Regions from separate parts of the Mus musculus genome. Here all the other regions are linked to region 1. The links are chromatin loops, found by intact Hi-C in ENCODE. Cell type or tissue: left cerebral cortex. All regions are shown on one strand.

Region 1 (2,500 bases):
ATCAGAGCAATCCTCAGAGTATCTATAAATGCCTTTGAACTCCTTGGGGGAGGGGGGACATGCAATCAAAATACCACGTGAAATTCATATAAATGTCATCCTAACTCCCGAGCTTCAATTTGAGTGCGGGGATTTCAGGCTTATGTGGATGCGTTTCGTTTATTTTATTATCATGAAAGTTACATGCATATCCTGAAGCTCCGAGTTCTAATTCTTTCTCCCCCCCCCATTTTCTTTCCTTTTTAATTTTATTTTATTTTACTTTTTATGGACTGTACTATCTGCTAGGCTGAGATGCTGAGGCTTCTTTTCCAATTGGTCGTCTTGCATGGCTTTTCTTGAGAGATGAGACGGCTCAGCAGTCAAGAGCGCTTACTGCTCTTGTAGACGACCTGAGTTCTGTTCCCAGCACCTGAGTTGAGTGACTCACAACTGCCTATAACTCCAGCTCTGGGATACCCAGTGCTTTTGACCTCTACAAGTTCCCCCAGTTACAGACAGACAGACCAATAGACAGTCTGTCTGTCTCTGTGTGTGTGTGTGTGTCTGTCTCTGCCTCTCTGTCTCTCTGTCTCTCACACACTCACACACTTTACAAATAAAAATCTCTTTTTCCAAAGCAGTTTGCATGTGAAAGTGTTTCCTTACACATGTCAGCGGAGCCTGTGCAGCATGGCTGCTGAGCCTAGGGTGTTCGTTCTCGGGGTTCCTTGTACGGAAGGCAAGAGCAGATGGTATTTATCGCCCAGTTTTCAGGCTGTGCTTCCTTGTTACAGCTTAATGATCGCATACTGCTTTGCCTTTCTGTGGGGGAACTGAGAATAAGTTTCTCTGGGCAGATCTACACGAGTCTGTCTTCCCGAAAGCCCCGGGTCTGTTTACTTGACTCCCCGATGCATCTGAGTTATACTTAAGTCCTGTGTTTACTGCAGAGATTTTTCCAAAAGGAGAAAAAAGATCTAGCGACCCCAAATTAGTTTAGGAACCAGCGTGTCCCTTGCTTTAAGGAACACGGTAAACATTTCAAAAGAGCATGCCAGCTCACTATCTGACTCTCTGCAGCGACTTCAGAGAAAACAGCAGCAGTTAAGCAATGCGTGCCAAGAGCAAGTCTGGGGGACCGTGTTGATTTGCAGAGAGAAGGAAGGGAGTTGGCTGCTCACTGCACTTCTCCTGGCTCCACACTTGCTGCAGGAAGGCAAAGGTCCACTTCTTAGGGTGTCTTCCTGGGGAGCTGAGGGCCTGCCTCCACCTCTTTGCTGTCAGAGGTTCCTGATGGGTGATGGGTTGAAGGATGGTTGATTCATCCACAGGGCTTCTCCCTATGAGATGGGAAACAGCTCCCCAGGAGAGGAGGCTGAAGAGTGGATGGAGAAAAGCCTTGGAGAACCCGGGCTCAGCCCTTGCCCTAGAGTCTGGACATCTGCTTGGGGTTCGCAGGAAGAGAGTAGGCTTGTGGGGACTGGGACTAGGATACTTTCTCAAGACACCGAAGACCTTTCCACAGCCCTCCCCTCCCGAGTCCCTTTAATTTTTCTGGCTAAACATAATTAACACGTCTCAGGGTTGTTGGCGATTTTGGTTTGTTTATAAAGAACAGGCTTGCTGGTACCCAGGGCCCAATAGAAAAGAACTTGCTCATTTGCCACATATATCTGGGCATCTGGGACAAAAATTTGAGTGTCAGCCCCCACCCTTGGCCCCCAACTGAAAGGCCACCCAACAGCCACTTGAAGCCTGTGGCACTTGTTCCCAGGGCTCCCAATGTGTTCTGTCTCCTCACCACTGGGGAACTGGGAGCCGAGGGCAGCTGGCCTGCCACACACACATACAACACACCTCCTGGTGAGGTTGGAAAAAAATCTTAATTTTGTTTTATAGGTCACAGGTCAGCCCGTCTGTGCCGATTCTTGTAATTGGGCGAGACATGTTTTGTGTGGCCCCAATTACGTCTTTTCTTTCAGGACCCAACGGGAGCCATCAATTAGGACCACGCCGGTGCCTACAGCTGACCTGAACTGTGTGAAGACAGAGCTTCCATGAAATGCCCTGGAATCACTTTGTTCCCAAGGATCTTAATTACAAGGAGTCCTCATGGCAAAGGGATTAAATGGCTTCCGCTCCTTTAGGTCTGTAGCTCCCCACCCAGCCAGTGCTTCCTCCTGTGCTTGGTGTTTCTTTTCCACCTCAGTGTGACAATGCTCTGGAGGCTTCCTGGCAAAGGAGCGCTGAGGAGAACGTGCGTGCGCTTAGGAGCTGCTCTTGACACCGGGACCTTTCCGGAAGTGCTTCCTCTCTGGCAAATCTTTTGCTGAGCAGGTGGAAGGGAGAGGTCCCAACAGTGTTCTGAACTGCTTCATCCCCCCTTCTCCAGCTCCAACGGAACAAATCCCTTGGAGGTAGCGTGACTCAGTTTCCCCAGCTGGAGATCCGGTGACTGGGTGCTAGGCTTAACCCTTTCAGCACAACTTGAGATTGTTTCCAAGAACGGTTGGTGAGT
Region 2 (2,500 bases), 72 kb after region 1:
CAGCTATGTAATGCGAGTGCTGGAGATCCTAACTCAGGTCTTTACCCAGCCCCACACTGCTGGCCCTTGGGAGACCATTTTAATCATCAACGTCCACCATTCCTCCAGGAACTTGTCTGTTTTCTGGGTTCAGGCAGCTCCTTCTACAGGCAGCTTGACCCTCTGGGCACACCAATGGCCTCTGATGGCCTGTGTTGGCTTCCTCTCTCTGCTATTCTCTCCTGCAGCACACCCACACCCAAGACTGAAAGAGAGCAGTACTTGCAAGGACCAGGACTTACCCAAAGAAAGTATGGAATAAGAAAGTACAAGAGGTAGCTGAGTGGCTTAAGGTCATCACTGCTAGGTACGCGCTTCCCTAGGCCTGGGGGCTTTCAGGCTGGCTCTGAGAGCCTCAGAAATCTCCCCGAGTCTGGGGCTGCCTTGTGCCCAGCTCCAGAAGCTTGGGGGGGGGGGGACTCCTTAGTGTCAGAGGCATAAAGCTGGGGTGAGAGGTTAATGTTCATGGGATGGGCAGCCTACTGTGGGGCATAGAAATGTGGGCGGACAGGACTTCTATGCTCTGTGATACTGGACATCCAGAGGAAGACGGCTCAGGACTGAGTGCCCAGCTGGCATGGACTCTGGGCCCAGATGGCAAGCCAGATGGGACAATTGTTTCCTGGCACCCAGGAGAGATAACTCAGTGGGCCGTTGCACAATACGCTGCCATGCGGCGTGGACAATCGGAGCTGTCTGGAGGCGGTCTCCTGCTGGTCACACATCCCGGAAAACCTGGCTCATGAGACCATGAGCCAAAGGGAGCTGGTATGGATGCCACTAGCTGACCTCTCCCACCTCGACACCTTGGGACTTTCCCAGATAACAAGGCTCTGGGATAATAGGGCCTTTCTCCAGTCTGGATCAAGTCAAGGTTTGACCTCCAGGAACCCAAGGACATCCACTCTTAAGTAGCAGCTTTGTTCCATGCTTGGGGTTTTCACTTAGGTCTGAGCTCCCAGATTTGAAGTGAGATCCACCAGAGGCTCTGAAGATGGGCTCTCAGCCACCTGGGCAGCCAGCAGGCACTGGAAAGCCTGCTTTCCCTTCTGTGGAGCCTGGTCGATCGCAGGATGGGCTCACACAGAGAGCAGCCTCTGAGAGGTTCTGGTCACGTAGGCAGGTACACGGGAAACAGTGTGGGGAGGCCTCAGTACACATCCCGCTACCGCTCTGCCCACATACCTCCTGGCAGCATTCTGTAGGATAGAACGCTGTCTTCCAGGTGGGGGTCATGTCCTCAGCTCTGCCTGCTACTCTTCAGAGGGTCCCCTGGAGGCTCACAGAGGCCACTAAGATAGAAGGGATGCTGCTGAGGCTGTGGAAAGTGGCTGGGCAGTGACCTCAGGGGCAGGAGCTAGACACAGATACTCCTTTATGCTCCATCCTCACGATTTCCGGAAACCAAAGTGATTAATGTGGGGATGGAGGGGGTCCCAAAGAGATTGTATCCCTAGCTTTGTTCAGAAGGAGAAACTTAAGAGAAAGGGCCAGAGAAAGGGACTCTGCCTTGTGTGTGTGTGTGTGTGTGTGTGTGTGTGTGTGTGTGTGTGTGTGTGATTACAGAAGAGTTGGGGCAAGCACAGGTACTACGGCTCCCAGACCTCCTCCCCTCTATCCAAGAGAGCTGCCTGTTAGCACAGCAAGGGTGTCTCTCCACAGAGAGACCAATAAGACAACAAAGAGACAGCTCTCTCCTTTCATCTGCTCTGAAGGCTCCCATCTCCCTTGTGGCACCTAGCAAACGTTTCTGATGAAGCCTTTCCCACAGTCCCGGACTCAGAGCATACATCTGCACCTCCTGGTGGACTAAGCTGACTCTCGTCAGGCTGGGTCTATGTGCACAGAAGAACAGGGCATGATGGGAGCTGGGAGGCTGCTTTGTAGAGCTGTTTGCAAGTGACCATGTGGATGACATTTGGAGCTGAACTGGCAGGCCAGGCCATCTTAACACAGGACAGGGTGTGGGTTTTTCACGACCTCCCTAGATTCTGAAACCAACCCCTCCCCACCACCCTCCCTCCCCGTCACCCTCCCTCCCCCCAATTGAGCCCTCCTCAGCCTTGCTTTCCCCCTCCTGCTGGGGTCGTCTCACTGCCTGGGTGGTGAGGCAGGGGAGGTGCCACATATAACCCTGGGCTTCCCATAGGCCCAGATCTCAAGCTGGGTTGCCTCTAGGTGACATGTGGCCCTTGCCAGGGCTTAGGCTATTAGAACACAAAGTGTAGGTCTTGCTTCAGGTGTCTTCGGACTGCATCTTGCGTGTCCCAAATGGCATGGTCAGGGTGGTTATTTTGCCTCTGACCCTGACATAGGCCGAAAATGAGGACTGAGTGGACAGTCAGAAGGGACAAATGAGGAGTCAGAAATAGTCAACTGCTCCTTCCAAATGCCTATCTGGTCCCCCCCTCCCTTCCCAGTGGGACTTCTCCACAGGACAGCACCCAAGGCATAGTAGATT
Region 3 (2,500 bases), 230 kb before region 1:
CCTTCTCTGGGGTAACGGGACCCCAGCCGGATACTACAGCTCCAGCTGCTTGCGTCCCATGCATCGCCCTCTCGGGAGAGACCAGCTACCTAACTTTCTCTACCAGAGACCGCGCTGGCGTCTCGGGAGGGTGAGCACAGTCAGACCACTTTCCATTAGCCATGGAACTTGTCCGGAAAAGTCGACCTCAAGTAGCCCAGAGGGCGCCCAGGTAGGCGCCCGCCCTCACCACCTGGTTTCTGCTGTCCTGGCAGGATGCTCTGCCCAGGGAGTCCCTCGGTCGCGGGACCTGTGGCCGCCAGAGCAGCTGGATCTGGAGTGTGCTGCCTGTGAACAGCCTGTGAAAGTGGCTCTTCTCCCTCTGGGTCAGAGGATGTCTCTGCTCTGGGGGCAAGGGAGTAAACATCAGCACTTCCCACCTGAAGGAAGCCATCAGACTCCTTTGCTGTTTCTAGCACTCTTTGTAAGGTCTTTCAGGAGGACTTCAGAAATCTCCCTGAACGTGCCTGGCTGGGGGTTCCACTCATGGTTCTATCCCTAAGCAGGGCTCCTCTGAGCTTACAGATCAACCCCCCCCCCACTCTCTTTCAGACTTAGGTGGTAAAGTGAGAAGAGACTCTGGCTGGAGAGTCTGAGAGACAGATTGGGAGCTTCTGGGCGCTGTCTTGGGTAGAGCAAGAGATAGTTCTCTTCAGCCCAAGATCCCCTCATCTCTGGGAGATACCAGTCTAGGGCTTGTGTCCTGCTTCTTCCTATAAGGACCTGGGACAGGGATATGAGGCCGATCCTCCCCTTCTCGCATTATGTGTGTAGGTGCATATGCCATGTGGCAGCCATAGTCTGGGACAGATAGAAGTCCTTCTGGTCCTGCTCTATGGGACCAGTCACCCCTGAACATCACCCCTTTCTGATATGGGACACTTGGGAAACCCTGCCATCCACATTTCTGGACAGGGGCGGGTGTTGTGTGGGAAATAGGCTACACCCCACACCTCAGGATTCCAGAGCCTTGGATGAAGAACCCAGGCCTTCGACTTCCCTGGCATCCTGTACAGGTGAGGAAAGACCCAAGGGGTGCCAGTGATTCTGGCTTTGGGGACACATACCTGGCTTGACAACCACACCAGTGCTCCCTACCTTTCTGCGGTTCCTCCTCATCTCTATTTTCCTCCCCAGTCCTCTTTTCCCATGCCCTTCAGGGGAGCACCCCTAACTAGCTGTAGTTCTCAGCCTTTCTACCAGTTACTTAAACTATCTTGTCTTGTCCCAGTGGTCTAGAACATGAATACTGGCCCAAGGCCAAGACTCTTCTGAAATCCATGAGGGGTGTAGGCCTCAGTGGACCTGGCAGATTTGGGAAGGGACACAAGTTGGGGTACTTGTCCTGTTTCAAGAGCCGGGGTGGGATGGTATGCTCTGGGCTCTCCTGCCTGCTTTCTCCCAGCTCCAGCAGAGGGCAGACAGGGAGAGAAAGGAGGGATGCACTGGGCTGGGTCCATTTGGTATCTTGGACCAACTTGGTGGAGGAGGAGGGCCAAGGTCCTGGCATGACTGAGGAGGACTGGCCTTTGGCCAGTCTTCCACTCCCAAGATTTGGGTAGTAGTGGTCTGCCAGGGAAGGAGTGCTTAGAGGGCCTGACACTAACCCCTTCATCTCCTAGCCTCCGGGTGGGGTTGGTGTGCAGTGTGTGGCAGGCATAGTCTCTGCCTCCCATTCCCAAGGCTGTCAGGAGACACCCATGCAGGTTGGTGGGTCTTGCCACTGGCTTCTATGTCTCCCAGCCGGGGTATTTCCTACGCACTCAGAAAAGATGGCCCAGCCCCTAGATTTAGAGAAGAGCATCAGAGAATAACAGTCCTGTGCCCTGGGTCTGACCCCATCTCATCATGCCCTGGTTACATGGGCTCAGTCTTCCTTGACCGTCACTCCTGTCGCTCTTGGTCTGCTTCCCCCACCCTGGTCTCTGGACACTTGAGGTTTTCCTTCCTCTGAACTTCCACCCATGGTGTTCCTGTTGCCCTTCTCTTTCCTCCCTCCACCCCTATAGTCCTCCTGTTCTTCTAAAGCCCTGGTCTGACCTGGCCCCACCCTTCCTCATACAGGGGAGCCCACTTTCTGCCTGGACTCTTCTTGAAGGAGCACACTCCCTCTTCCTGGCCCTTCTTCCTCAGTGGCCAGCAGCCTGTTCAGCAGATGCATTTCTGTGTTTGCCCAGCAGACCTCCCAGGCTGGCCCAGGCGGGATCCCTTGGAGAGACTTCTGGGAGGGGCCCAATAAAGCTTTGTGCAATGAGAAACGTGTACAGTGTGGACTTACTGAAAACCGGGTTTGGGGAGAATTTCTAGATGTGTCGTTCTGCCCTCTGCACACGGCGGCGGTAAGCAAGCAAGGTAGGACATGTTGGTGGCAGCAGGCCTGAGTGAGGTCATCTAGGACTGGCTCCGTGGAACATCCCCTTTTGGGTGTGGCATCTAACGAATATGCCCTCCACCTGCCCAC

What was found. Peaks named below come from ENCODE experiments on the same cell type or tissue, not always from the same donor. Only the 100,000 strongest peaks of a DNase experiment are listed, where the experiment ranks them.
Region 2: it touches region 1 in a loop (6-fold over the local background); 5 of 42 quality-filtered maps call a loop at or near these places.
Region 3: it touches region 1 in a loop (2.3-fold over the local background); 4 of 42 quality-filtered maps call a loop at or near these places.

Annotation. Positions count from the first base shown.
Region 1 is chr12:110,046,288-110,048,787 of GRCm38, reverse strand. Gm34719 (a long non-coding RNA gene) reads left to right here. Exons shown (of 3, transcript XR_873006.3): 3 at 1,965-2,360. Among named protein-coding and RNA genes, the nearest start is that of Gm40574, 23 kb to the right of the region's middle. In left cerebral cortex, no CTCF peak of the experiment used is centred here; DNase peaks (open chromatin) are centred at 776 and 1,059.
Region 2 is chr12:109,973,960-109,976,459 of GRCm38, reverse strand. No RefSeq gene overlaps it. Among named protein-coding and RNA genes, the nearest start is that of Gm34667, 49 kb to the left of the region's middle. In left cerebral cortex, no CTCF peak of the experiment used is centred here; DNase peaks (open chromatin) are centred at 674 and 1,095; H3K27ac peaks cover 346 bases.
Region 3 is chr12:110,275,181-110,277,680 of GRCm38, reverse strand. Dio3os (deiodinase, iodothyronine type III, opposite strand) reads left to right here. Exons shown (of 4, transcript NR_002866.2): 2 at 1-130; 3 at 255-1,055; 4 at 2,104-2,297. Among named protein-coding and RNA genes, the nearest start is that of Dio3os, 1.6 kb to the left of the region's middle. In left cerebral cortex, a CTCF peak has its summit at 1,454 (motif pointing right); no DNase peak of the experiment used is centred here.